7 separate regions of the Homo sapiens genome follow, and regions 1, 2, 4, 5, 6 and 7 are each linked to region 3. The links are chromatin loops, found by intact Hi-C in ENCODE. Cell type or tissue: endothelial cell of umbilical vein. All regions are shown on one strand. Region 1 has its middle 21 kb from the start of TGILR. Region 2 has its middle 30 kb from the start of PRP4K. Region 3 overlaps SLC22A23 (solute carrier family 22 member 23). Region 4 overlaps PXDC1 (PX domain containing 1). Region 5 has its middle 43 kb from the start of PRP4K. Region 6 has its middle 25 kb from the start of TGILR. Region 7 overlaps LOC124901245 (a long non-coding RNA gene).

What was found. Peaks named below come from ENCODE experiments on the same cell type or tissue, not always from the same donor. Only the 100,000 strongest peaks of a DNase experiment are listed, where the experiment ranks them.
Region 1: it touches region 3 in a loop (5-fold over the local background); 7 of 110 quality-filtered maps call a loop at or near these places.
Region 2: a loop joins it to region 3, with 8 times the contacts of the local background. A loop is called at or near these places in 61 of 110 quality-filtered maps.
Region 4: a loop joins it to region 3, with 19 times the contacts of the local background. A loop is called at or near these places in 108 of 110 quality-filtered maps.
Region 5: a loop joins it to region 3, with 15 times the contacts of the local background. A loop is called at or near these places in 28 of 110 quality-filtered maps.
Region 6: it touches region 3 in a loop (9-fold over the local background); 8 of 110 quality-filtered maps call a loop at or near these places.
Region 7: a loop joins it to region 3, with 13 times the contacts of the local background. A loop is called at or near these places in 46 of 110 quality-filtered maps.

What each region holds. Positions count from the first base shown.
Region 1 is chr6:3,931,418-3,935,417 of GRCh38, reverse strand. No RefSeq gene overlaps it. Among named protein-coding and RNA genes, the nearest start is that of TGILR, 21 kb to the right of the region's middle. RefSeq lists enhancers at 1,805-2,305, 2,306-2,806. In endothelial cell of umbilical vein, a CTCF peak has its summit at 2,130 (motif pointing right); a DNase peak (open chromatin) is centred at 2,137.
Region 2 is chr6:3,989,456-3,993,455 of GRCh38, reverse strand. No RefSeq gene overlaps it. Among named protein-coding and RNA genes, the nearest start is that of PRP4K, 30 kb to the left of the region's middle. RefSeq lists an enhancer at 2,210-2,709. In endothelial cell of umbilical vein, a CTCF peak has its summit at 2,430 (motif pointing right); a DNase peak (open chromatin) is centred at 2,475.
Region 3 is chr6:3,277,787-3,281,786 of GRCh38, reverse strand. All of the region lies in intron 9 of SLC22A23 (solute carrier family 22 member 23), which reads left to right. Among named protein-coding and RNA genes, the nearest start is that of PSMG4, 21 kb to the right of the region's middle. RefSeq lists an enhancer at 2,107-2,166. In endothelial cell of umbilical vein, a CTCF peak has its summit at 2,061 (motif pointing left); a DNase peak (open chromatin) is centred at 2,046; H3K27ac peaks cover 1,117 bases.
Region 4 is chr6:3,730,966-3,734,965 of GRCh38, reverse strand. The region is part of intron 3 of PXDC1 (PX domain containing 1); the gene reads left to right. Among named protein-coding and RNA genes, the nearest start is that of PXDC1, 19 kb to the left of the region's middle. RefSeq lists a silencer at 2,317-2,611. In endothelial cell of umbilical vein, a CTCF peak has its summit at 2,239 (motif pointing right); a DNase peak (open chromatin) is centred at 2,395; H3K27ac peaks cover 363 bases.
Region 5 is chr6:3,976,286-3,980,285 of GRCh38, reverse strand. It overlaps the pseudogene GLRX3P2. Among named protein-coding and RNA genes, the nearest start is that of PRP4K, 43 kb to the left of the region's middle. RefSeq lists a silencer at 1,697-1,991. In endothelial cell of umbilical vein, a CTCF peak has its summit at 1,865 (motif pointing right); a DNase peak (open chromatin) is centred at 1,925.
Region 6 is chr6:3,885,274-3,889,273 of GRCh38, reverse strand. No RefSeq gene overlaps it. Among named protein-coding and RNA genes, the nearest start is that of TGILR, 25 kb to the left of the region's middle. In endothelial cell of umbilical vein, CTCF peaks have their summits at 1,649 (motif pointing right) and 3,488 (motif pointing left); a DNase peak (open chromatin) is centred at 1,773; H3K27ac peaks cover 415 bases.
Region 7 is chr6:4,006,379-4,010,378 of GRCh38, reverse strand. LOC124901245 (a long non-coding RNA gene) reads left to right here. Exons shown (of 2, transcript XR_007059415.1): 2 at 1-4,000. Among named protein-coding and RNA genes, the nearest start is that of PRP4K, 13 kb to the left of the region's middle. In endothelial cell of umbilical vein, a CTCF peak has its summit at 1,778 (motif pointing right); a DNase peak (open chromatin) is centred at 1,808.

The sequences.
Region 1 (4,000 bases), 650 kb before region 3:
AGGCAAGGACATCCCCTCTTACACCATTTAGACTCAACATTGTTGCGATGTCCTAGCTTACACAATAAAACAAGAAAAGGAAAGAGACAACACAGTCCCTGGGTGTCTATGGAAAATTGATTCCAGGAACCTGTCTTTCATACCCAAATCCATGGATCCTTAAGTTCCTTATATAAAATGGTGTCGTATTCGCATGTAACCTACATACACCCTCCCACAAACTTTAAATTACCTCTAGATTATACTACCTAAAAATGCTATGAAAAATAGTTGTTATGCTGTATTGTTTTTTAAGTGGTATTTTTAAAATTGTCTTTTCCCAAATAGTTTGATCCATGGTTGGTTGAATTCGTGGATGCAGAACCCACATATATGAAGAGCTGATTGTAAATAGATTGGAAAGGAAGAAACAAAACCATCTTTTTTTTTTGTACATTACATGACTGTCTATGTAGAAAATCCCAAAGGATCAACGGAAGTCCTAAAACTGCTGAACAATTATAGTAAGCCTGCAGGATACAAGATTAATATAAAAATATCCATTGCCTTCCTGCATACCAATAATGAACAATTGGAATTTGAAATTTAAAACAAATTGTCATTTAAATTATTTAGCACCAAAAAGAAAGAAAGATTTAGGTTCAAATCTAACAAACCAAGTACGAGATCTATATGAAGAAAACTACAAAACTCTGTTGAAAGACATCAAAAAAGATCTAAATAAATTGAGAAATAATCCATGTTTGTGACTAGAAAAACTCAACATTGGCAAGATTTCAGTTTTTCCAGACCTGATCTACAGATTCAACACAATCCCAATCAAATCCCAGCAAGTTATATTGTAGATATCAACAAACTGATTCTAGGGTTTATATGGAAAGGCAAAAGACCCAGAATAGTCAACAAAAATATTGAAGGAGAATAATAAAGTCAGAGAAATAATGCTATACAACTTCAAGATTTACTATAAAGTTACAATAATCAAGACAGTGTAATATTGATGAAAGATTAGTGAAATAGATCTATGACATACAAGTGAGATCTCAGAAATAGATCCACATAAATAGAGTCAACTTGTCTTTGACAAAGGACAAAGACAATTCAATGGAGCAAAGATGGTCTTTTCAACTAATGATACTGGATCAACTGGACATCCACATACAAAAAAGACCTTAGACACAGACCTTACACCCTTTCTAAAAATTAACTCAAGATGGATCACAGACCTAAATGTAAAATATAAAACTATCAAACTCTAAAAGATAACATAGGAGGCCAGGCATGGTGGCTCACACCTGTAATTCCAATGCTTTGAGAGGCTGAGGCTGGAGGATCACTTGAGGCCCGGAATTTGAGACCAGCCTGGGCAACATAGTGAGACCTCGTCTCTAGAAAAAATAAAATTAGCCCAATGTGATGGTATGCATCTGTGTCCCAGCTCCTTGGGAGGCTGAGGCAGGAGGATTGCTTGAGCCTGGAAGGTCAAGGCTGCAGTGAACCGAGACTGCACCACTGCACTACAGCCTGAGTAACAGAGTGACAACCTGTCTCAAAAAAGAATTTTTTTTTTGTATAGCTGTACGATGTGTTTGTGTTTTAACAGTCAAAAGTTAAAAAACATAAAAAAGTTTATAAAAAAAAGTTACAGTGAGCTAAGGTTTATTTTTGAAGAAAAAGGATTTATAAATGTAAATTTATAAAAACATGAATTTATTAAAAAAATTTATACATTTAGGCCAGGCGCGATGGCTCATGCCTGTAATGCTTTGGGAGGCTGAGGCCAGTGGATCACCTGAGGTCAGGAGTTCGAGGCCAGCCTGGCCAACATGGCGAAACCCCGTCTCTACTAAAAACACAAACATTAGCTGGGTGTGGTGGCAGGAGCCTGTAATCCCAGCTGCCCCGGAGGCTGAGGCAGGAGAATCGCTGGAACCCAGGAGGCGGAGGCCTCAGTGAGCTGAGATTGAGCCATTGCACTTCAGCCTGGGCAACGGAGCAAGACTCTGTCTCAAAAAAAAAAAAAAAAAAAAAAAACGGGAAAGAAATAAAACAATGTACAGAGTGAATGGGCTATGTGGGCTTGAACTGGAATGATATGCCACTAGACGGCTCCGGACCTGTCCACTGGGGCCACCAGAGGGCAGCGACGGCCTGGGAAGGTGCAACCACCTGCCGCATGTGCTTCCTGCTGTTCCTTGTACCCCCAATTCAGAGCTCAAAACTTGAGTCCTCCCTGAGTTCTGGCCTGAGCTGAGTGACTTGCCTAAGTTTCAGGACAGTGACCCCGGGGGCACCCCTTTTTGGCACTGACTGGCTGAGTTCACGAAAGGCGCCTCTGAAGGGAGTGAGGTGTGACTTCCCTCCGAGTGCCTGGGACAGGACTGACCAGGCAACCAGGCAGCACTGACAAGAGGTGGGGACACCGAGCAGCTCTTTTCCTGGACCTTCCCTCCCGCTCTGTGGACTTCAGGGAGGATGCGCTTCAGAGCTCCTCACGAGTGAGCCACACGTGGAGACAGTGTGGGGGCATCCACCTCCTGGCCCATAGCACCCCACAAAAGATGTTGTTCTAGCCATAGTCTCCTGTATTGTCGCTTGCCTTGATGCTGCACCAATTCACCCCTCAACCGGGGGTACAAGAGATCACACTCTGGGAGACCAGTGGCACAATGTTTAATTTTTAAAAGGGAGCTTCAGCTCCCAGGCTGAGGCAGGTGGATTGCTCGAGGCCAGGAGTTGGAGTCCAACCTGGGCAACACCATGAGATCCCATCTAAAAAAAAAGAGAGAGAACACTTTATCCCTGCCCTTCCTAAGCCCTAATAAATTACTATGTGTGTGTGTGCACAGGTACACATGCTTGTGTGTATATATATGTGGAAAATCCAAAATTTATATGTTAAAATAATTTTGCACGGTGCAGTGGCTCACGCCTGTAATCCCAGCACTTTGGGAGGCCAAGGCGGATGGATCACTTGAGCTCAGGAGCTCTAGACCAGCCTGTGCAACATGGTGAAACCCCGTCTCTACCAAAAATAAAAAAATTAGCCAGGTGTGATGGCGCATGCCTGTGGTCCCAGCTATTCAGGAGGCTGAGGCACAAGAATCACTTGAATCTGAGAGGCAGAGGTTGCAGTGCACTGAGATGGCACCACTGTACTCCAGCCTGGGTGACAGAACGAGACTGCATCTCAAATAATAATAATGTGTTCTTCCTGTCACATGGAATCTTTATACTACAGATAAAACAACTAGGCCGGGTGTGATGGCTCACGCCTGTAATCCCAGCACTTTGGGAGGCCAAGGAGGGTGGATCACTTGAGGTCAGGAGTTCAAGACTAGTCTGGCCAACATGGTAAAACTCCATCTCTACTAAAAATACAAAAATTAGCCAGGCGTGGTGGCACACACCTGTAGTCCCAGCTACTCGGAGGACTCAGGCAGGAAAATTGCTTGAACTTGGGAGGTGGAGGCTGCAATTTATTTTATATAACAACAAAAAGGTGGCACTAACTGGCGTCTGTGCCTCTACAACATAGGTTCTAAATTAACTTGAACATTGGGTAACACAAGCCAATTGACAAAACTTGGCATTCATCAAAACTGTGGATTGAATTATGGTTATATCTTGGAATCCTATTAAATTTAATCATGGTGGCCGGGCATGGTGGCTCACGCCTGTAATCCCAGCACTTTGGGAGGCTGAGGCGGGCGGATCACGAGGTCAAGAGATCGAGACCATCCTGGACAACACAGTGAAACCCTGTCTTTACTAAAAATACAAAAATTAGCTGGGTGTGGTGGCGCGTCCCTATAATCCCAGCTGCTCAGGAGGTTGAGGTATGAGAATCTCCTGAACCCAGGAGGCAGAGGTTGCAGCGAGCCGAGATCGCGCCCCTGCACTCCAGCCTGGTGACAGAGCGAGACTCCGTCTCAAAACAAAAAACAAAAAACAAAAAAATTTAATCATGGTGTACTCCTATAATCTTAGAAAAGTCACT
Region 2 (4,000 bases), 710 kb before region 3:
TGCCCAGGTGACTACAAATTTGGGGGTTCCCATGGCCCCTTCCCCTCAGTTTCTATAATTTGCTAGAATGCCTCACAGAACTCAGCAAAGCCCTGAAGCACTGATTATTCTCATTTTATTATAAAAGATAACAGCTCAGGCCTGGCACGGTGGCTCACACCTATAGTCTCAGTAACTTGGGAGGTTGAGGTGGGAGTATTAGAGCAGGTAGTTAGACGTGAGCAGGGCAGAAGAGGGTCCTTCCACCACCAGGAATGTTAGGCAACCATCAGGTGATGGTCAGGTGGTTGTTAACTGTCTCTTTAAAATAATAATTGGTTGCAGCCAGTGCTAGGGAAAGGCAGTCTCCCAACAGATAGAAAACACCTGAAACTGGTGACTAGCAGCTTCCCAATATGATCTCAGGAGTTGGGTGAGTGGGCTCAAGCATGTGCACTCAAAGGCAAAATGGCAGAGTTTAACGGGTATATGACCTTCCTCTAGGAACATTCAACTTGTAGGAAAGAACGCCTCAATGTGCATTTGTTCAACTTCAGTAAACACACTGTGCATTGGCCCCCTCCTAAGTGCTGGCAGGCCACCGCACATGCAGAATACCAGCATATGAAACCCCAAGTCAGAGGTCAAACTGGGCACTTGAACTCCTCAAGACTCCTGCTTGGCTATCTTCCAAGTGTACCTTACATTCTTTGATTCCTGCTTTAAAACTTTTTAATAAACTTTCACGCCTGCTCTAAAACTTACCTCCATCTCTCTCTCTGCCTTATGCCCTTCAGTCGAACGAATTCTTTCTCCTAAGGAGGCAAGAATTGAGGTTGCTGCAGACTCGTGGATTTGCCACTGCTAACAGGAGGATTACTTGAGCCCAGGAGTTTGCGTCTCCAGTGAGCTATGATGTTATCACTGCACTCCAGCCTGGGCAACAGAGTAGGACCCTGTCTCAAAAAAAAAAAAAAAAAAAAAAAAAAAAAGATACTGCTGAGGAACTGCCAAATGGAAAAAATGCAGAAGAGAAGATATAGGGAGAGGGGCAGAGAGCTTTTACGCCCTCTGTGGGTGCACCAGCCCTCAGTACCTCCAAGTTTTCAACCCGGAAGCTCTCCAAACCCTGTTCTTTAGGAGTTTTTATGGAGGATTTGTTGTGTGGACTTGGATCGATTAAGTTATTGGCCATTGGTGATTAACTCAACTTTCCGTCCCAAGAGATTGGGAGTGGGGCTAGAAGTTCCAGCCTCTAAAGATGCCTAGGTCTTTTATCAATCCACCCTCATCCTGAGGCCATCCAGGCAACCCCAGGCACCAGTCAGCTCATTATCATACAGAAGATAATCTTATCACACGGGAGATTCCAAGGGTTTTAGAAGCCATGTACCTGGAACTGGCACAAAGACCAAATATGTTTTCTTGTGCTTTACCTCTCTTTTAAAAACATGTAACTCCTTGTTATGGGTTGAATTGTGTCCCCTGCTTCACGAATTTCATATGTTGGAGTCTTGACCCCCAGCACCTCAGAATTGTTGATGAAAAGAGTCAAACTCTGTAAAATATTTGAAGAGATTTATTCTGAGCCAAATATGAGTGACCAATGCCCATGACACAGCCCTCACGAGATCCTGAGAACATGTGCCCAGGGTGGTTGGGGAATAGCCTAGTTTTATACATTTTAGGGAGACATGAGACATCAATCAAATACATGTAAGATATACATTGATTTGGTCTGGAAAGGTGTCACAACTCAAAGATGGAGGGTGAGGGGCAGTTCCAGGTCATAGGTAGATTTTAAAATTTTCTGATAGGCAATTGGTTAAAAGAGTTATCAATAGAATGTCTGGGTTTCGATAGGGGTTGTGGAGACCAACTTTTAAATTATGCAAATGAAGCCTCCAGATAGCATGCCTCAGAGAGAATAGACTAAATGTTTCTTATTAGACATAAGTTCTGTGTTGATGTTAAATGCTGGTTGGCTCTTTCTGAATTCCATAAGTGGGGATGGTATAACGAGCCATGTCTGACCCCCCCATTTCCATCATGGCCTGAACCAGTTTTTCCGGTTAACTTTGGAATGCTCTGGCAGAGAGGAGGAGTCCATTCAGATGGCTGACGGATCTTAAGATTTTATTTTTGGTTTACAGAATATAGCCTTATTTAGGGATAAGGTCTGTAAAGAGGGAATCAAGTTAAAATGAGTTCATTATGTAACTGAGTACTCTCATTTTTCAGTTTATTTTTTAATTATTTTCTCCTCTCCCCTTTCCCCCGGCTTATGCCCCCAAAGCATGCCTGCCTCAGAACCTTCACCCTCTAGGAGGGGTTGCCTTGGAACTCCCACCCACCAGGAGGGCATGTCAAAAGCACGCCCACTTGGCCACTTTTATAACTTCTGCCCAGGAAGGCACCAACTCAGCTACCCAGTAGTTAAGGCACTGGGCCAGCAGGGGGACCCCTCGCCCTTGCTCACTCCTTCCCCGGCCTTGGATAAGTGCCTACTTTCTGCTCTGGGAGCAAAACGTCACATGTAAAGGCAGGACTAACGTTCACGACTCTTCCCCAAGCTAGCTTCGGAAGAAACCGCTTTCTTTATGCCAGACCTCGCTCTTGTTAATTGGACTACGCAGGCAGCAAGCAACTAACCCTCTGTTTGGTGACGGTTATGGATGGGCGCCCTAATCCGGTATGACTGCTGTGCTTATAGAAAGGAGAAACTGTCCAGGCGCGGTGGCTCACGTCTGCAATCCCAGCACTTTGGGAGGCACAGGCAGGCGGATCATGAGGTCAGGAGATAAGACCATCCTGGCCAACATGGTGAAACCCTGTCTCTACTAAAAATACAAAAATTAGCTGGGCGTGGTGGCGCGTGCCTGTAGTCCCAGCTACTCGGGATGCTGAGGCAGGAGAATCGCTTGAACCAGGGAGTCAGAGCTTGCAGTGAGCCAAAATCGCGCCACTGCACTCCAGCCCGGTGACAGAGCGAGACTCCGTCTGAAAAAAAAAAAAAAAAAGGAGAAACTTGTACATGGAGATATGCGTAAATGTACAGGGACACAGGAAGAAAATGGCTTTCTACAAGCCAAGGACAGAGGCCTGAAACGGATCCTTGCCTCACAGCCCCCAGAAAGAGCCCACCCTGCCCCAACACCTTGATCTTTGATTCCCAGCCTTCAGAACTGTGAAACAATACATTTCTGTTGTTTAAGCCACTTGGTTACGGCAGCTATAAGAAATTGATACACTTTTTTTTTTTTTTTTTTTTTTTGAGATGGAGTCTCACTCTGTCAGCCGGGCTCTGGAGTGCAGTGGCACGATCTCGTCTCACTGCAACCTCTGCCTCCCTGGTTCAAGCAATTCTCCTGCCTCAGCCTCCCGAGTAGCTGGGATTACAGGCGCCTGCCACTACCGCCAGCTAATTTTTTGTATTTTTAGTAGAGATGGGGTTTCACCATGTTGGCCAGGCTGGTCTTGAACTCCTGATCTTATGATTCGCCCTCCTTGGCCTCCCAAAGTGCTGGGATTGCAGGAGTGAGCCACTGCGCCTGGCCCTAATACACTTTTTTATATGAGGAAGTTACATTGTAAGAGCAAGTAAATATTCCTCTATACATCCCCAACCACTTCCACTGTATATAGACCAGTAGCTAGAGTTAAATCCCTGTATGCCCCAAGGGAAATTACAGATTTAACACAAGAGAAGGCTTACACATCAAAAGACTTGTAAGACTTTGATAATTTATGTCTTCTCTTCCCTGAGATAATTCTTCCAAAGCTTAGCATTCACTGGCTTTTGTTTATCATGCTCATGTCCACTGCCATTTTTTGATGTACTTAATTCATAGGTCCCTTGTTGGCTCTTTAGTCCTCATTATTCATTTGAAAGCTTCTGGACTACCATAAGGCTATCTATGAGATGTTGGTATAGCGCCCTGAACATCTCTCTTATCTTACTTAGTACACTTGTATGACTTTAACTTGTATTTTCCCCACTAGGCCCTGTTTTGTGTGAGGA
Region 3 (4,000 bases):
CAAATCCCTCTTCTCGCTGGGAGCCCTTTTCACCCGTGCCATCGGGAGGCCACAGCTCTTTCTTGCAAATGACTGAGGAACAATTCCCACGGAGGCCCTAGGATGGAAGTAGACTCCCCTACCATCCCCCCACTTCACAGAGAAAATTCCAAGATAAGCCACGATGGGCAGCCTGGGGCCCGTGAGCTCCATCTTTCTTAGCACAGAACTAGCCTTTCCCTGTGACACTATTACAGACAAGCCTTCTGGCAGCAAAGGGTAAGGGGCCAGGATGGACTGCCTGGAAGCAAATATTAGGATATGAAATTTTCTGCAAAAAGTTCAAAAAATGCTTTTATACTTTTCATACTTGTTCCACCACAAAAAGCAACAAAGGCCTGCAGAAATCTATTGCCCCAAGGATGATAGAGGCCAAGTTAACTAAATATTGTTTCATGAGATTCTGTTCAGACCTCGCGTTGACAGAACCAGCTACCCGCTCAGGCCCAGGCCAGGTGGTGGTTCTCATCAGCCAGTGCACAGCTCTGATTCATCTGTAAGACATTGGGAGTTGGGTGACTTTGCAAGTCTATCTGACTGTGCCCATCTCCCAGCTTGACATGGGCAGAAGTGGCCTGGGGTCCTGGGCGGATCTGGAAGCAGCTGCTGGCTGTGCTGGGGCGGATCTTTTCTATCCACTGTCCATCTGGATGCTCCAGGTGGGCTCCGAGGCTTCCTTTGCCCTCACGGAGGGGTCCAGGTGAGAGAGGAGGCAGGCGCTGGTGATCATGACACCCGCCTGTTTTCTCCTGCCCTGCCCACTCCGGCAGCCCTGGCCCTTTCTAGATCATAAGTCGGACAGGCCTCCCTGAGACACTCCCTGACTGACGACTCCCTGACATCTGTCTTCCGCTCTAATGCTGCCTCAAGAATAGGCACCGAGGGCCAGGATGACCTGGGGTTAAGGGAGTATCAGAGTCTGTTCAACTTCTTTAAAAAGTTGTATCTTAAAGGCCGGGCACGGTGGCTCACGCCTGTAATCCCAGCACTTTGGGAGGCTGAGGCGGGCAGATCACGAGGTCAGGAGATCGAGAGGATCTGGCTAACACGATGAAACCCCGTCTCTACTAAAAATACAAAAAAAATTAGCCGGGCGTGGTGGCGGGCGCCTGTAGTCCCAGCTACTCAGGAGGCTGAGGCAGGAGAATGGCGTGAACCCAGGAGGCGGAGCTTACAGTGAGCCGAGATCGCGCCACTGCACTCCAGCCTGGGCGACAGAGCGAGACTCCATCTCAAAAAAAAAAAAAAAAAAAAAAAGTTGTGTCTTAAAAATGTCACATCTGAAAACAAGTACTGAGTAGCAGACAGGAAGCCAGCATGCGTCCCATGCCGGCAGCGCCTGTGGCGTGCGAGCGATGAGCAGCGGGGCAGGATGAGGGGAGGGTGCTGATGATATGGCCCGGAGCCTGGGAAGGAACCAGACGGAGCTGCCCATGATCCTGAGGCCGCCTCCCTGTGTGGCCTTGGGTGGGTCCCTCGGCCGGCTTTAGTGTCCTTGTCTTAAAACAAAACTGACTACAGGCACCTTGTTAGGCGGGGGTGGAGAATGGAGGCCATGTGCAAAGGGCCTGGGCTCAGCACAGGACAGTTCATATTCTTCTTCTTCGCTGGGCATCTTCAGCAGTTGTATTTATTTCTATAAAAAATGGTACAAATATTTGCTTATCCTCAACTTCACAGAAATTTAGTCAAGTCACATTAAGTAATATAAAAGAGGAGCTAGAACAGGAGCCTCGCCTCGGGTGTTTCAATGTGAGATGGTAACGTTCACATGGCTAACAGCAATTTGATTCTGGAATCCTTAATTCAATGAAGTTTGCCATTTCTAGTAAGAAGTCGGCCTGCATATCAGTTTTCCTACCTTATTGAGATCCTATTGCTAGTAAAATAAAGATATCCCGTGGGTATTACAATTTTGTGCTCCTAAAGCCCAAGGAGGCAGTGTGCGCCCTCGGTTCTCTGTCCGTAAATCAAGCAGCTCTGACTTCTAAACACGGGCGTATGCTGCCCTCTAGTGACAACCCAGAGAAAAGCAGAAAAGGCACTGGCAGAGCCCACATTTCAGGGGCAGGAAAGGAACCCAACACCTTAAAACCAAGGATGTAACAATCTCTTTCTCTGAGATTTCAAGAGAGAAAAAAAAACAAAGCCAAAAATGGCATACCAACTTCTGCCAAAATTTTTCCTAATCGTACTGAATGATGTCAAGGATTTTTTTTTTTTTTTTTTTTTTTTTTTGAGACGGAGCCTTGCTCTGTTGCCAGGCTGGAGTGCAGTCGCGTGATCTCGGCTCACTGCAACCTCCAACTCCCTGGTTCAAGTGATTCTCCTGCCTCAGCCTCCCAAGCAGCTGGGATTACGTGCACGCGCCACCACACCCAACTAATTTTTGTATTTTTAGTAGAGACGGGGTTTCACCATGTTGGCCACAGTGGTCTCGATCTCCTGACCTCGTGATCTGCCCATCTCGGCCTCCCAAATTGCTGGGATTACAGGCACATGAGCCACCATGCCCGGCCATATCAAGGAATCTTTGATAGAAAACCAGAGAATTGCTCCCACAGAAAAAAATAAAAAGATATATTCCATATTATATATGCATGTGTACATTTGTTGCATATTATGTATATACATATACATAGACATTTTTCTAATGATCTGCAAATTAAATATATTTCATTTTATTTGGCACAGTTAACAAGATAGATCAGTATGATGTGGTTCACCAGGCACAATGCAAGGCTTTTGTTCCATGCAGTTTGCCCTTTAACAGTGGCCCTCTGCCCACCCCTCCTGGGGGTCTGTACTCTGCCCTCCTGTATGTGACTCCCGTGTGAGTAAGGGGAGTCCTCTCACTGCTTGTCAGTGCCGTCCACATTTAGTGCCGGGAAGGTCAGGCAGAAACCTGGGAGGTTTCCGAGAAAATGCTGTCCCCATTAAAATCATGTCCATTATCCCTAGCATCTGATATGCCCTGTGGCTTCCTGAAAGAGCCAGGTCTACCAGAAAGACTTAATTGGCTATTTTAGGTGTTCAGTCTTCATCTTACAGAAGGATTTGGTCTTATTGCTCATTTCCGTGGTTGTCTCTATTTAACCTGTCCCATTCACCTGGGTGAGCTGACCTTCCTATCCAGGAAGCCCGTGTGATCCGCAAGCATCCGGTATTTATTAAGCACAAACAGCACGTGCCTGTTGATGTCCTAGAAAATAATTCTTGCCCTTGAAGGGCTCAGAGACTAGTAAGGTGACAGGCACATGAACAAATAGTGACAGAAAGATGCAGAGTGTCTTTGAACGGTGGTCTGGGACCCTCAGCCTGGGAGGAGTTTGAGTATCTGGGAGACATCCCCCAAATTCTTGCTCTTCCTCATCCATATCGTCTTCAGGCCCAGAAGCACAGTGGTGTGGCTATTCCTGCAACTCTTTCAGCCTCTCCCTGGGAAGGGCTTTCTAATATGAAGTGCTGATGCCTGTCACAGCCTGCATGAGAGGTGGCTGTCAGTCTCCCTCCGTGGCTAAGGCAGGGGAATCTGTCACTCACCGAGTATCTTGGTTTTCTATTGCTGCATAACCAATCGCTCCAAAACAGGGGCCTGAAGTAGCATGCATCTACTATCTTATGGTTTCCATGGCTCCAGAGTCTGGGCACGGCCTGGCTGGGTCCTCTGCTCCAGGTCTCTCAGAGGCTACCATCAGTGGGTAGGGCCCACCACTAAACCAAGTCAGGCACTGGTAGGCTGTTTCCTCACGGGCTGTGGGGCTGGCAGCCTCAGCTCCTTGCTGGCCGTTGGCCATAGGGACCACAGTCACAAGGCAGCTCGCTTCGTCAAAGCTAGCAAGAGTCTGCTAGAATCTGCCTTTTGGAACCTTGTTGTGGAAGGAACATCTCACTATCCTGGCCGTAAATTTGATTGCTAAAAAGTACGTTATTTGTACCTTGTACCTTGAGGGCCAGCGCA
Region 4 (4,000 bases), 450 kb before region 3:
CTACAGGCGTATCCCATCATGCCAGGCTAGTTTTTGTATTTTTTGTAGAGATGAGGTTTTGCCATGTTTCCCAAGCTGGTCTGAAACTCCTGAGCTCAAGCAATCCATCTGCCTTAGCCTCCCAAAGTGCTGGGATTATAGGTATTAGCCACTGCGCCCGGCCTAGGATTGATTTTTTTTTCTATTCCTGTGAAGAATGTCATTTGTATTTTGATGGGGATTGCGATGAATTTGTAGATCACTTTGGGTGGTATGCTGCTTTTGATATCTCCCTAAGATACCTTCCTATGTGCCTTTAGACAAGAGCAGTGAGTACAGGAGCCCCTTTTTAGCTGGCACTGGGTCTCCAGAACCTTTATGGGAGAGTGAGGATGACTGGGTCCTTTTTCCTGGCTGGGTGTCTATGGATCCTCATCTCAGAGGGCTCACAGAGGGCTCTGGAGTCCTAATTGTCTATTGCTCTGGGTTTTGCATTTTGTAGTGCAGAGCATGGGGAAGCCTGGTTCTTTAGTCTGAGTGGGGAGAGTCCTAGCACCAGTGTCTCTGTTTTGGTTTGTTTTGCTCTGTTTGGGCAACCCAGAGATCAAGGAGCAGCAGAGTCCTCTTAGTGCCTTGCCTTATGGGAGGTGCTGGCCCCCGAGTGAGAGGGATAGATTAGAGGCCTGGAGCCACCTCTGATGGAGAAGCTCCTGAGGCACAGTGCCCGGCACATGCTTCAGCCTGCCCTGGCCTCCCGTCTCTATCAGCGATGTGTATGAACACATGGCCCACGTGGACCCTAAGGGGCGAGCATAGTGAGACGAAATTTAACAGGGAGAAACGTAGAGTCTCATGTTGCCATTGAAAGTATGTTTTCTTTGCCTTTTTGCAAGGGCTGAGGACAGGTTTCAGCCACGGCTGTCTGTGGCCTTCCGTGTGTGATGGGGGTGCAGTGTCCAGGTCTAGGAAGGCAGGGGTCCTGGCCTCCTTATGCAAGTCAAGACTGTCCCCGGGATGCAGCAAGATGAATTATTACATCCAGAGAAGAGTGTCTGGTGGGCAGGGGTCAGAAGAATGGGAGGAAATGTGGAAGAGCAGCTAGGAGGAAGGGGATGCCACCTTCAGATGTTGGCGGGCTGCCATGGGAAGGGGTCAGGTGGGGGCTGGCACTAGGCCTGTGGGTAGAAGTAACTGTGGGCGACTTTGGCTCAGCACAGAACACGTTCTAACATCTGGGGCTGCGTAACCATGGAGTCTGCACCAGCCAGTGGCTAACAGTCTCAGTGCAAAGTCTGGGGGCCCGGAGGTGTTGCTGCAGGAGGCGGCAGGCGGTATGGCCTCTTGCAGCCTTGCAGAGCCGAGGGTCTCAAGTGCTCTGAGTGTTTCCTCCTCTTCCTCTTCTCTGCCGGTCACCGAGTCTGGTTTTCTTTCTCTGAACCCCCCAGACCTTCCGATCTCTGTTCCCGGTCTAGCTCGCCCCTCACTGTGTCTAAGGGAGCTTCTTAATCTAGAGCAGTTGTGCCTGCCGGTGGCGAGGCGGTACACCCACGCACACCATGGCAGATACCTCCCTTCAGGAGTGTTTTTTAATGAAATTACTATTGACAATAAATAGCCCCAACATCCCTTTGAGAAAATGGCTCACACATAGGCACACCATGTTCTCAGTCTTGGTCCCATATTTGGCATGTTTCTGGATCTGTGGCTCCCCAGGCTGAGGCGCGGGGTCCAGAGAGTCCTGGCATCACCTGAGACTGTCCACACGGCTTTCTCTCATGCGTCCCCCTTTCTCCAGGATATGAACCCGAGGACTGAGCCAGTCATCCCAAAGCTCTGACCTCTGAGGCTTATTAACTGTCTTAAAAGCTCACTCTCACCATCAAGCCCAAGTTCTTGGTCATTCTGGGCATTCAGAGCCTAGCCCACGCTAGCCTTTTGATGTTGTCACCTCCACTCCAGAGCCTCAGCCTCCTGCAGGGGACTGGCCAGCCGTTGCATGGACTGTGGCCCTGCAGGGTCCTTCGTGCAAACCTGCCTGTCCACTGCTGTCCTGGTTAATTCCATTCATTCCCGGCCGAGAGCCCACATCCACCCTCCTCCTCCATTTCTTATGCCACTGACATACGTGTAGGGAGGTGGTGCCATGGGGAACAGGCACTGACTGTCTCTGCTCTCATGATGTAGGCTGGGGATGGGGACCTGCAGGTGCTGAGTACCTTGGCTTTTCTAGGATCGTTTAGTTGTCAGGAGCTCCACTAGATGGCGCCCGGCGCTAGCAGGCGCGGCGACTGTTTCCACATCCTGGGGCCACGGTGAGGACAGTCAGGATGGACTGCATCCCTTGGCAGTGCTTCCAACCAGTACAGCCTTAATCATTCTTTGTCCCAATGCTTATCAAATGTAAGAAAGCAAGAATTTAGAGCGTTCTGCCTCATGGCTGCAGCTGTGCAATGTAAAAGGAAATGCAAACCTCAGCTTCGATCTGGCAACTTGGACTCATCAATCTCAGCCACAAAATCTGACCATTCAGGTTTAAGAGGCCTGGAAATGAATCACAATTTTATTTTTCATTAATCTGGCTTCTGGCCAATCTCAACCTTAGTTTCACTATGTAGGGGTAGCCCAGCTAGCCAGTTAATACAAGGGCACTGCTTTGGGTTTTGTTCCGTTGCTGGAGTACATGGGAAATACAGTGGGAGAGAGGAGGTGAAAGGGAGGAAGGCTAGAGTATGAATGCTTTCACGGCTGAGACCGCGTGTCTGCTGAGAAAAGGAATAGAGTTATTGAAGTGAGGGGTTGTGACGTTTGTGGGGCTATGAAAACATAGCTGCATCTAAAAAACAGAAAAATTGCCATCAGGCAAACAGACACATTGGTAATTGTTGCAAAAAAGATCCATTGATTGATAGATGCAAAGATTTGTGAGTGAAACTGAGGAGAAACAGGATTTGCATAGCTGCAAGGCATCCTCCTTCAATTAACTACAAAGGGAAAGGTGGTAACTTCGCTGTGGAAACAGCTGGCAGAAGCCTCCTCACCAGGCACTCCACAGCAGCCTCAGCAGCAGCAGGACCTGTCAGCCTCAGCCCCACCCCCATATGCCACTCCAGGTCTCATGCAGCGTCACTGTGTAGGGTTCCTGCCAAAAATGCATCACCTCAATCGAATCACTCTGAAACTGCCAACAAACCCAAATCGAGGGACATTTGCTAAAATAGCTCAGTCCTCTCTAAGAGTGCTACGGTCATGAGGGACAAGGAACGATGGAGGAACTGTCAGAGGTCGCAGAAGACCAAGACAGAGCAACTCATTGCAGCAAGAGATCCTGGATTGGGGCCCCCACGGAAAAGAGGAACGTTGGTGGAAAGACTGTTGAAATTCAAGTGAAGGAGGTCTTTCATTTAGTTAACAGAATTGTGCCAATGTCAGTTTCCATGGAAGAGCAGGGCTGCTTTCATTTGGAAAAATATGAGTGTAAAAAAATAGCTTGAAAGTCAACTATTTCATGGAATCAGTCATGTATGTGATTAAAATGGCTACATTGGTCAAAGATTCTTGCTATAGATACTAAGCTGACTTCTAAGACATTCACACTGTATGTTTGAAGAGAGGCTCAGATGCTATAATTTTTCTTGAATGACAGCATTTTCTTCCGTTCTTTTTTATTTACATCATAACAGATCTGAGGACATTACTAACAATGATCATAATAGCTGTGAGGAAATGCGGACCTCAGCCTTGATACGGCTGTTTGGACTCATCAATTTCAGCCACAAAATCTGATTATTTAGGTTTAGGGGGCCTGGAAATAGAACACTGTTTTTCATTAATCTGGCTTCTGTATAATGTCAACCTTATTTTTACTAAATAGGGGTAGCCCAGTTAGGCAATTAATAAAAGGGCACTGAATGATCATGATAGATCACTCAGGACTCTTTATTGAGCCCTCAGTATTTGCTAGATTCTTTACATACATCATCTCAAGTTAGTCTGCACAATGGCCTTTGGAATGGATACCTTT
Region 5 (4,000 bases), 700 kb before region 3:
AATCCCAGCACTTTGGGAGGCCAAGATGGGTGATCACCTGAGGTCAGGAGTTCAAGACCAGCCTGGCCAACCTGGTGAAACCCCATCTCTACTAAAAAATACAAAAATTAGCTAGGTGTGGTGGCATGCATCTGTAGTCCCAGCTGATAGGGAGGCTGAGGTAGGAGGATCACTTGAACCCAGGAGGCGGAGTTGCAGTGAGCCGCAATCAAGCCACTGCACTCCAGCCTAGGCAGCAGAGCGAGATCCTGTCTCCAAAAAAAAAAAAAAAAAAGAAAACATTTGTTTTAAAATTAAAATCTGCAAAGATAAGGAAAGATATTAAACCTATAAAACAAGAAGAAGGTGCTATAGAAAAGAAACAATGAGAGAACAAGAAAGAACTTTTAGAAATAAATAATAGAGTAGAGACTAAGATAAATAAATAGATATGCAAATGTTCATAGCAGTTTTATTTATAATAGTTCCAAACTGGAAACAACCCAAATGTTCTGTAATGAGTGAATGATTAAACAAATTGTAGTACATTTATACTGTGGAAATACTACTAACAGTAAAAACAGAAAAACAACACACACATAGCTTAGAAGAAATTATGCTGAGTGAAAAAAAGCCAATCTTAAGCATGTTGCGTGATTTCATCTATGCAACATTGATGAAACATCATTTTTGAAATGGAGAACAGATTACTGGTTGTGAGGGATTAGGAATGGGGGAAGAGGGAATAGGTATGTTCATAAAGTGGTAACATGCGGGACTCTTACGGCTATGGTACTGTTGTGTATCTTGATTGTGATGGTGGCTATCCAAGACAACACAAGTGATAAAATTGCAAAAAGTTATGCCAAACACACACGGGCATGTGTAACTTGTGAAATCTGAATGAGCTCTGTAGATTGTACCAATTTCAGTTTTTTTCTAGTAGCTGTATGTTTAATATTGCTGTAAAGATACACTTTTTTATACAGTTATTGTTAATAATTTGAAGATGTTTATTGCATTCTATTTTTAGTGGGAAAACATGTAACATACTTTTATTTAGCACGACATTGTGAAATACAAAAAACATGTAACTGAGTAAGCAGGATTTTTCTATTCCTAGCCCATTTCTGAGGACTAAATCATGAACTGCTCCCAATGTAATTAAGTATTTCTTGCAATAGTTGGGCACCAAGTTTAAGATTTATTAATTTTCTCCTCTCAGTATAGGCAGCAATTCACCATTTTCTTTCAGCTCTTTCACAATATCCAATCCTCCCACCAGCTCCCCTTTCACATACAGCTGAGGGTATGTTGGCCAATTTGAGTAAGCTTTTAATCCTTGCCGATCTCCTTCATCCTCCAATATATCGAATGTTTCATATTCACCACCAGTACTATTTAGTATTTCCAGAATTTGTTTGCTGAATCCACATTTTGCTTCCTGTTTGTTTCCTTTCATAAAGAGCATCATAGAAGCTTCATTTGTCAGCACTTTGAGCCTTTCCTCTAATTTGGGAGCTTTGGGACAAATTATATCTAGTTCTTCAGATGCGTGTATCTCCTTAATTATATCAAGTCCTCCTATGAGCTCTCCAGAAACGTAGAGCTGAGGATAGGTAGGCCAATTGGAATAGGCTTTGAGCCCCTGTCGAACCTCTTGATCTAAAGACATCAAAACTGCTAAACTAAATATTATGTTTGTGAACAATTTCCACCATCTGCTTGCTGAAACCACAGAGTGGTTCTTGAGGAGTTCCTTTCATAAACAGCATGCAGGGGGCAGCATGAGTCAGTTTCTGTAAGCGAAGGTTGAGATCTTCTTTAAGATGTTCGTCAGTGCTGGGTGGGAAGGAGCCACTAGATGCATGTCGCTGAGCTTTTTTGGTCTTTAAGATGTTCATCAGTGCTGGGTGGGAAGGAGCCACTAGATGTCGCTGAGCTTTTTTGGTCAACTCTGGGATGTGTGCACCATCTAATCGGTCAATTTTCTGAGAATTATTGAAAAACAGAAAAGTGGGAACAGAGCCAATTTCATATTTTTCAGATACTTCAGGAACACCTTCAGCTTCCAACTTCACAAATGAAACTTGAGGGTGTTCTTTAGCTAACTCTGCCATAACTTCGTTCATCTGTGCACATTGTGGACCACAAGGAGGGACTTGGCTTTGAGGCGCAGCAGCTCCTCAAACTGGCCGGCTGAGCTGACCTCTTCTACAGCTGCTGCAGCCGCCTTGCTGCCCCTGCCACCGTGCTGCCGCCACCACCAATTTCAATTTTTCATTTTCGATATTATGCTATAGTCGTTCAGGATGTTAACAGTGAGGGAGTCTGGGGGGGCGGTGCATGAGACATCCCAGTACCTTTTTTTGAATTTTGAAATAATATTTCCTGTGAATCTATAATTATTTAAAAATAAAAAGCTTTAAAAATCTTCAAATAAATAAGCAGATACTTTGGAAGATAAAGTCAATAACATATCCCAGAAAGAACAAAAAAGGCAGTGTGGAGGACAGAAGGAGAGAAGGGAAGGGAAAAGATAAGAAAATTAGAGAATCAACTCAGAGGTGCATGATATTAGGAATTCCAGAGAGAACAGAGTAAACAAAGGAGAAGAAACTAAAATAATAAAAATCTACACGAACTTGAGAACATGTGCTTTTGTACAGAAAGGGCTTCCTGAGTGCCCATTGCAGTGATGCAGAAAGGCCCAGCACATCGGAATGACCTTTCAGAACACTGAGAGGCAAGGAGAACATCTGTGCTGGATTGCCTCTTGTCAACCTGATGACACCACCGTTCTTCTGAGGTTGGGAACTATACTTCCCAGAATTCTGTTCCCAAGGTGGCAGGGATGGAGCTGAGCTTAGGCTCGGTGAAAGTCTGATTTGCAAATGGCTCCTGCAGGGTGCCCAGCCTGCCAACAGCAGAGACAAACATTGAGCCCATGATGTGGCACTGTTATTTGGGGGAATCAACAGTTTAAGTAACGTGGACCATTTCCATCTTGCCAGAAGCACTGCTTTGTTCTCACTGGAGATGGATGGATTGCCCTCCCTGTCCACAGTGGTTCCTCCAAAATGGTCATCTCTGGACTTACTTACAGAATACCTAATGTATGATAGTGGCACTCTTCCTAGCTTTGCTTCTGACAAGGAACTGATTTCACAGCAAATGAAGTGCAGCAATGTGCTCACGAAAGCATGATGTTGTGAATGCCTTTATTTGGAATTCACTGGTCTTACCATGTTTGCCATCATCCTGAAGCTTGGCTTGATAGAGTGGCAGAATGGGCTTTTGAAGATTCAGTTATGGTGCCAGTTGATAAAATAACTTTGTGGAGCTGATTTAGTACCCGATGAGATGCAGAACATACTCCGAATCAGTGACTCATTTATGATGTAGTTTCCCCCACAGCAAAGATACGAAGTTTTAAAAATCAAGGAATGCAAATGGGAGTAGTGTCTTTTACTGTACATCTAATGATCTACCAAAGTTTTGGCTTTTTTATCCCCACAACATTAAACTCTGCTAGTTTAGAGGTCTGGGTTTCCAGGGCAGGAATACTTCCACCAGGGAACACAACAGTGAGTCCATTTAACAGGAATCTGAGACTCTCATCTGGTCACTTTGTCAGACAAATGTTTTCTTTGCTAGATGGGACAACTGATCTTGATTATCAAGGGTAAATTGGTTGGCTACTGCACAATGGAGGCAAGGAGTACCTGGGCTCCAGGAGATCCTCCTGGTAATCTGGCACTCCCATGCTCTGTAGTAAAAGTTAGAGAAAACTATAGCAACCAGAACAAGCAGAACAATGTCGCACAGAAACTTCAAGAATAAAGATTTAGGTCATCATACTAGACCAAAAAACAAATTAAAAAACTGACTGGGCTGGGCACTGTGGCTCACACCTGTAATCCTAGCACTTTGGGAGGCCAAGGTGGGCGGATCACTTGAGATCAGGGGTTCCAAACCAGCCTGGCCAACATGATGAAACCCCGTCTCTACTAAAAATACA
Region 6 (4,000 bases), 610 kb before region 3:
GCTACCCTCCGGAAACCTCCACCTGATCACCTACCTGGAAGCTCTCCAGATTCTGTTCTTTTGGGCCTTTTATGGACACGTCATTATGTAGGCATGATTGACAAAACCACTGGCCATTGGTAATCAACTTAACCCCCAGCTCCCTCCACTCCTTGGACATTGAGGGTTGGAGCTGGAAGTCCTGAACCTCTAATCCTGCCTTGGTCTTTCTGGAGAACAGACTTTCCTTAAACAGTCTAGGGAGCCCAGCCATCAGTCAATCATTAGCATATGAAAAGACATCATAAAAGTCAATTATAAAAAGACACTTGGAGATTCCCAGGATTTTAGGAGCTGTATGCCAGGAAACGGGATGAAGAACAAATATATATTTCACAATATCTCCCCTTGAGATGAGATTGAGAAATACAATAAATTAGAAAACAGATTTCATACCAGCATAACCAAAATAAATCTTTGCCAAATTCAGACGCAACTCAAATGTCCATTGACCTTAAAAACAATGACAACAAAGCCAACAACAACTGGAAGACCTTCCACTTTCAGGGCCAGGATGGGCAGACTGCAGTGGAAACCGGGGTGTGGATGCCACGAGCCCGCCCGAGAGCAGAATTTAGGAAGCAGCTTCTGGAATGTACTGCAGGTCTCAGTAGGCCATGAGTCTCGTAAGCCCAGTCTGCCTTCACTGGGCTTGTCTGCAGCTTGGCCTCGTGCCCCTGGACACAGGTATGAGGTGAAGATGGCAAAGAGATTCACATACTAAGAAGCCACCCTCGTCAGGCTGGCCTGTGCTGGAGTTTAGTGTCTGTCATGTTGGGGTGTGGCACCTTTGTTTGCAGGCTAGCCTTTATATGCCCCTGTATTTCATTGTTTGCTTTTGTTTTTTCCTTTAGTCACCTAGTAAACATTTCTACTGGAAAACCTTGCCTCAGAAGAACTAAGAGGAAAAGCAGTGTCCACACCCAGACCAGCCTCGCCAAGGAGGGCAGAGGTTCCTCTCGAGGACGGTCTTGGTCAACGTGGCCACAGCTCCTGCTCCAACTAGCACTCAAAGGAGTCTGCTGGGGCCCCAGGGAACACGGGGGGCAGTGGCGCACCCTCAGTGATGGCTGCTCTGTAGACAGAGCCCCAGGACTTCTCTCCCTCCTTCTTCAGCTCTCTGCCCTGTTGCTCTGCACAATCACAGCGCTTGTCACTTACATGTCTGTTTACCCGACCCCTTGCCAGCCTGTCATTGTTATTTTGGTATCCCCAGCACCTATGTGATGTGTAATATGTAATGAAGGTTTCTCTCATGAAACCAAATGGTGAGCATTGAAGTAGGGGGAGAGGCTGCATGAGCAAAAGGACCATTACCCTCTCTCTTCTACCAACTGGGAGGCCAACAAACTGAGGAGATGGGCTGCCCGGTGATGGGAGGACAACATGGTGCAGCGTCCTTAGAGAGCTTCCGGTAGGCCTCAGGCTGCTGTGAGGGAGCTTAAGGTTATTAGCTGTTAAACTGTTGCTATTTTGAAAAAGTTGAAAGAGCACTGTGCACTATGTGCTCAAGTGCATTTGACTCAGGAGATGGTTAAGAGGGGGTGAGTTTGGGGAATGCTTGCACTGGGAGAGAACTTGGGGTACAACTCCATGCGTGTCTGTGGGTCTCTCCACAAGATGGCACTCATCTCTTGTTCTTAGCTCCTGCTAATGAAAAGTTTGTAATTTTTAAATCCCTGCAGAGCAATGAGGATGACTTCTGTTTCCTGTATTGGCAACTTACATGTTTTATTTCCCTGGGAACCTGGGCCACGGTGAGGGTAGCTGCATTAGGTACTAAAGTCTGGTGAGCCCTAGGGGGCACAACGTGGTTGCACATCCTGCAAAACCGGGCTCCCTAAGTTAGTTTAAGCACAGGTGTTTGGAGTGGTCGCTAGGGTGACGTGTTTGAGTAACTTGCCCTATTCGATGCTGGCCTCGGCTAGTGGGACTGCTGCCATTATTTTGTATTGCTGTAACAGTCACCGGTCACACTGACTTTGTCTCTGAACACAACCCTGGGCTTGTTTGTGATTAACAGTGTCAATCTGCAGGAGAAAGATCCTTGGTCTCTGAACTTCATGAGAGGAGTTAAAAAAAAAAAATTGCAGACTGAGGTACCCAGTATAAACCATGAGGAGAATCCTGTGGAAGTCTTTTCACCACCTTTTGGACGCAAGGAGTGCGCTTACTCATGGGATTGTTGTATTATCAGAAGTAATGTACTTTATCAAGTCTCTTTCCTTCAATACAATCCTTCCAAGAGGATGCTGCCCAGGAATTTATAGGATGAGGCAAATTCCAATGATGCTAATCTGGCCTCATTGATAGATCTCCAGAATATTCCAGTTGACCCCAATTTTCACCAGTCTTGAGAAAATTTGCAATGGGCCATCCTTCCCCCTTCCTCATGTCGTGCCACAGGGCCGAACACTCAGTGGTGCTGGAGATGTTTGTCACACTTGATGTAGAATCTCGTTTCATACAAAGGCCACAGGGGAGACAATTCCCAATTCAAAAGCATTTAAAACAGTATGCATGTAGGCAGTCCTTGCAAATGTCACCAGCTAATGACAATAATCCGTCCTGTTTCTGCAGGGCCTTATAATACATGTGCACTTACATCTCTATCCTGCCTGCAGCCCCTTCAAGACACCAGGAGACAGATTGTTAGGTCCGTTTTGGAGAGAAGGAAATGAAGACTCAAGAAGGTCATGATTTCTACAAAGTCACAAAGCAGGCATGTCTCAGAATTGGGATAAAAACCTACGTTGCCTGAGTCTTGGCCCACTCTTTCCTTCAAATCCTTGGTTGTTTCTGGGTGCCAGGCGCTGTTTTAGATATTAGGAACACAGCAGCAAACAACTGTCAATTTACAAGAGAAGGATCGTTGGTCTCTGAACTTCATAAGAGGACTTAAAAACAAATTGCAGGCCAGGCGCGGTGGCTGGCCAGGATCGTGAAACTCCGTTGCTACTAAAAATACAAAAATTAGCTGGGCGTGGTGGCGTGTGCCTATAATCCCAGCTACTCGGGAGGCTGAGGCAGGAGAATCTCTTGAACCTGGGAGGCGGAGGTTGCAGTGAGCCCAGATCGTGCCATGGCACTCCAGCCTGGGCAACAAGAGCAAAACTCTGTCTCAAAAGAAAAAAAAGTTGCAGCCTAGCAACAAAGTATAAGCCATGAGGAGAATCCTTTTACCATTTCTTAAGCTTTCAGACCACCCCTTTTGACACAAAGGATGCACTTATTCCTGGGATTGGCCTGTTGGGTGGGGTGCAGTTTTAAACAGGGGGCTCAGGTGACATTCAAACAGAGGCCTGAAAGTGGAAGAGGTGAGTCACACAGAATTCTTAAGGAAGAGCTTCCAGGCAGAGGGAACAGCTGTCACAAAGACCTGCCATGGAAGGGCCTAGTGTATCCCAGGAAAGCACTGAGCCACCTGCTGGGGGACCTGGAGGCCACAGTCTGACCTCGGCTCTTCTTCTGACCAAGACGAAGCCATCAAAGGGCTTCAAGCTGACATGTGCTATGATATTTCTGACATCTTAACAGGGTCACTCTGGGAGATTTCCTTACAATATAAGTTGTCAATATAATCCAAGAAAACAATGGCCCAGAGGAAAAGAGTATTACATGACTATTACTGTAGGTCTCACAGTGAGGTGACAATCACAAGCACTGTCTGTGGGGTGCCTGCCATGGGCCAGGTAGTTGGCAGGGGGCTTTCTTTACCCACAACATTTCATCCCGTCCTTGCCGTTGGCTGCATGATGTATTTATTATTATGCCATTTTACAGATGAGAAAACTGAGACTCGAGTCCACAGGCTAACCAGTGGCAGCCTTGGGCCTTCACTCTACGGCCCTTCGCCTCTGTTGTGAGCACGTGCACATCAGTCAAGGCTGAAACGATCCTTTCAATGAAAGAAAATGTGATATTTGGTAAAGTGCCTTGAAAGAAATACTCTCATAATAAG
Region 7 (4,000 bases), 730 kb before region 3:
GTTTTTGATATTTCTACTGCCTGGATTTCTCTGTTCTCACTCTTCCTCTTGATCACCATGACTTATTTTTCAAGTGTTGGCTTAAATGTCCGTCTCACAGATAGCCCTTATCTAAATAACAGCTTTCCCTCTGGTTCCTAGATAAATTAGGACCTGTTTTTTTCTATAACTTTCTTAAAGTATCCTATTATTTTCCCTGATAAAACCTTGTTGGACTGTTTGTCAGTATATTTATTTGCCTGTTTGTTTGGTGTCAGTTTCTCTTTTTTTCCTGTGTGTTTTGTTTGTTTGTTTTTTTGAGACGCAGTTTCACTCTGTCACCAGGCTGGAGTGCAATGGTGCAATCTCGGCTCACCACAACCTCCACCTCCCAGGTTCAAGCAATTCTTCTGCCTCAGCCTCCCGAGTAGCTGGGATTACAGGCATGTGCCACCATCCTGGCTAATTTTGTATTTTTAGTAGAGACAGGGTTTTTCCATGTTGGTCAGGCTGGTCGCAAACTCCCGACCTCAGGTGATCCGCCTGTCTTGGCCTCCCAAGGTGCTGAGATTACAGGCGTGAACCACCGCACCCGGCCTGTTTGTTTGTTTTCTTATTAGACTATAAACTATATGAGATCAGACCATGTCTCTTTTGTTTATCACTCTGGCCTACCTGCTAACACAGTGCTTACACATAATAGTAGGTGCTCAAGAAATACAGTGTTTGATGGATGAACGTAAAATTGTAAGAGCCTGAACTAGTGTAATATCGAAAATAGGGAGGAAGACATGAATTAGGAAAGCCTTTGAAAAATTAGCATGTTCTGTGATAAAGCTACATCTAGGCAATATTTTTTGATACTTTTAAAAAAAAAACTGTAATAGCTACCCAATATTTAGGAATGATACACATCACACATCTCAGTGAGGTATGTAGCCTTTTGTACTGGTGAAGAGAGCCAGGTGAAGTCTAACTCTAAGGATCTAAACACTCCATTCTAGTAGAGAGCCTGGAGAAGTGCTCTTGCATAAGCTCATCCATGTAAGACCATCCATAACTTAGTGAAATAATTTTCATTGCTGTTTAGTTGCAAAAATCACTCACTGTTTTGCCTCCATAAGATTATCGGTTTTAGTGTTTAATCGTTCACAGCCTTGTCAAAACCAAAATGGCTAGGGAGAGAACTATTTCCCTACATTAAAACTTCGAGCAATGCTCTTCATAGATTTTGTTTTGAATTGTTTAGGCCCATCTCAGAGTTCAAGACACTTAGTCTCTTCTAAGAGAAATCATGGTCACAACAAACAGAGATTAAATAAAGAGCAAGAAATTAGAAGAAACTCAAACCATTCACTTAGATTATTTGTTAGATTTTGGCCTTAAAAAGAGACAAAGTTGCTTGAAACAAGTGATTAAACTGACATTTTTAGATTATTATTTTATTCATACCTTTATTGTGAATAAATTGGCCACATGATAACATTTTATAATGTTAAATAAATATGATATATATAAATCTGTATACCACAACAATTAAATTGGAGGGCGATTTGCCATTTAAATAATTTATCATAGGATTTTTATAAGATCAAGCGCTTAGTGCATATCAAAGAGACAGAAAGTTTTCATTGCAGTTCTGCACGTTCACTGAGTACCTTTTATGTACCAGTTGCATTGTTCTAGAATCTTATCTATCATGTAAAGCTAGGTACACCTGAAATAGTTTAGTTATGGTGGCAAAGTTAGACTGCAGTTATTGGCTGGGAATTTTTTGTATATCTATGTACATCTTCCATAAGAGGGCAGCAAAGGACCAGCATGATTTTTTCCTTATCATGAAGTCATAGCAGAGATTGCCTCATATTGCAAACTTAATAGAAATCTTCTCAGAGTAAGGGCAAACAGAGGGCATGGTTACAAGTTTACTTACTGTCTAGCCTGTCTTTTATATGGTCTGATATGGCTTTTTAGTACATAGATTATCTCACATCACAGTGATAGCCTAGTGATTAAATGTTGATCCTGGGGTCAGTTGTCAGGCTTTAAATCCTGGAACCATAACTTAACTAGCTTCGTGGTCTAGAAAGACTACTCAGTCTTTCTGAGCCTCAGTTTCTTCCTCAATTTTTTATAAAAAGGAGGGCAAGGGATAGTAACAATGCCACTTCACATGGTTTTAATAAACAAAATAAAATTTGTGTCCTGAAGAGGCTAAGAACAGTTAAAAGGTGGAGCTAGAAAAACCACCCTATACTAGCCTTAGGTGTATTGTATTTATTTAAGTTAAACTCTTATTAAAAAGAGTCTCATAAAGGAAAATATAGGTCATTACTTTCTGTAACTACTTAGTATTTTTAGTTAACTAACATATATATCTATGTACTGACCAATTATTTGCTCGTACAATTTATCAAACCAATTAAATATACACTGTTAAATTTATTTCCCTGTCCCCCGAGACAGATCCTGGCTACGTTGCCCAGGCTGGAGTGCAGTGGCGCGATTTTGGCTCACTGCAACCTCTGCCTCCCAGGTTCAGGCAATTCTCCTGCCTCAGCCTCCTGAGTAGCTGGGATTACAGAGGCCTGCCACCATGCCTGGCTAATTTTTGTATTTTTAGTAGAGATGGGATTTCACCATGTTGGCCAGGGTGGTCTCAAACTCCTGACCTCAGGTGATCCAGCCGCCTCGGCCTCCCAGAGTGTTGGGATTACAAGCATGAGCCAGCACGCCTGGCCTGAAAATACATTTTGATGAACAAAAAATTTTTAATTTTTTTTTTTTTTTTTTTCCTGAGACAGAGCTTTGCTCTGTCACCCAGGCTGGAGTGCAATGGCGTGATCTTGCCTCACTGCAACCTATGCCTCCTGGGTTCAAGCAATTCTCCTGCCTCAGCCTCCCGAGTAGCTAGGATTACAGGCATGGGCCACCATGCCCGGCTAATTTTTTGTATTTTTAGTAGAGACGGGATTTCACCATGTTTGCCAGGCTGGTCTCAAACTCCTGACCTTGTGATCCGCCCCCGTGGCCTCCCAAAGTGCTGAGATTGCGGGCGTGAGCCACCACTCCCAGCCAAAAATTTTTTAATTTTAAAAGTCAATGTATATCATTTGTATTTTATAGTTAGTGCTTTTTTTGTATTGTTTAAATTTTTAAAATTCTTCCATTAATCTAAAATATTTTCATGTGTGCTTTCTACTAAGAGAATTTAAGTTTTGTTTTTGACATTATAGTTTTTAATACATTTGGATTTGGATCTTATATCTTGTATGATACAGAACTCTAATTTTCGCCTTTAACTACATGCATAATCATTTTTTCCACCTCCACTTATTGAATAGTTCCTAATTTTCCCATCAATATCATGTGTTTCTTCTGGCATAGCCAAAGTCCCATAAATGTGTGGGTCTGTTGTAGTTTCCTATTTAATTCAGTTAATTTGTCCAATTTGTTTTATTATGCCTTAATTACCACAGCTTCACAGTAAGTCTTTATGTCTGATAGGGCAGCTTCCTCTAGTGTCTTCAGAAATTTCCTGACTTTAAAAAAAATCCTTATTGTTCATGCTTTTTTAAAGAATTAGCTTTACATGATGCAAGAAAAAGATCTGTTGGAATTTTGATTGTAATTTTGTTAAATCTATAGGTCAACTAATTACAATATTGAATCTTCTTATGCACAAACATGGTATATTTCTCCATTTATTCAGGTCTTTATTTAATGTCTCCTAATGTCTTTTTGTAGTTTTTACTTAGAGATCTTACATATTTGTTATTATATTTACTCCTAGGTACTTGGTATTCTCTAAGATTATTGAAAATGCTGTCTTCTTTTTAATTACATTTTCAGGTATTTGTCATTGGTATAAAGAAATGTATTTGACAATAATCTTATATTCACCTTAAATTCTCTTATTTCTAATAAATTGTACTTTTTTTGGTTTTCTACAAAAATGATCATATCTAAAAATAAAGTTAGATTTGTTTATTCTTCTGCATCATTTTGAATTCAGTTTATT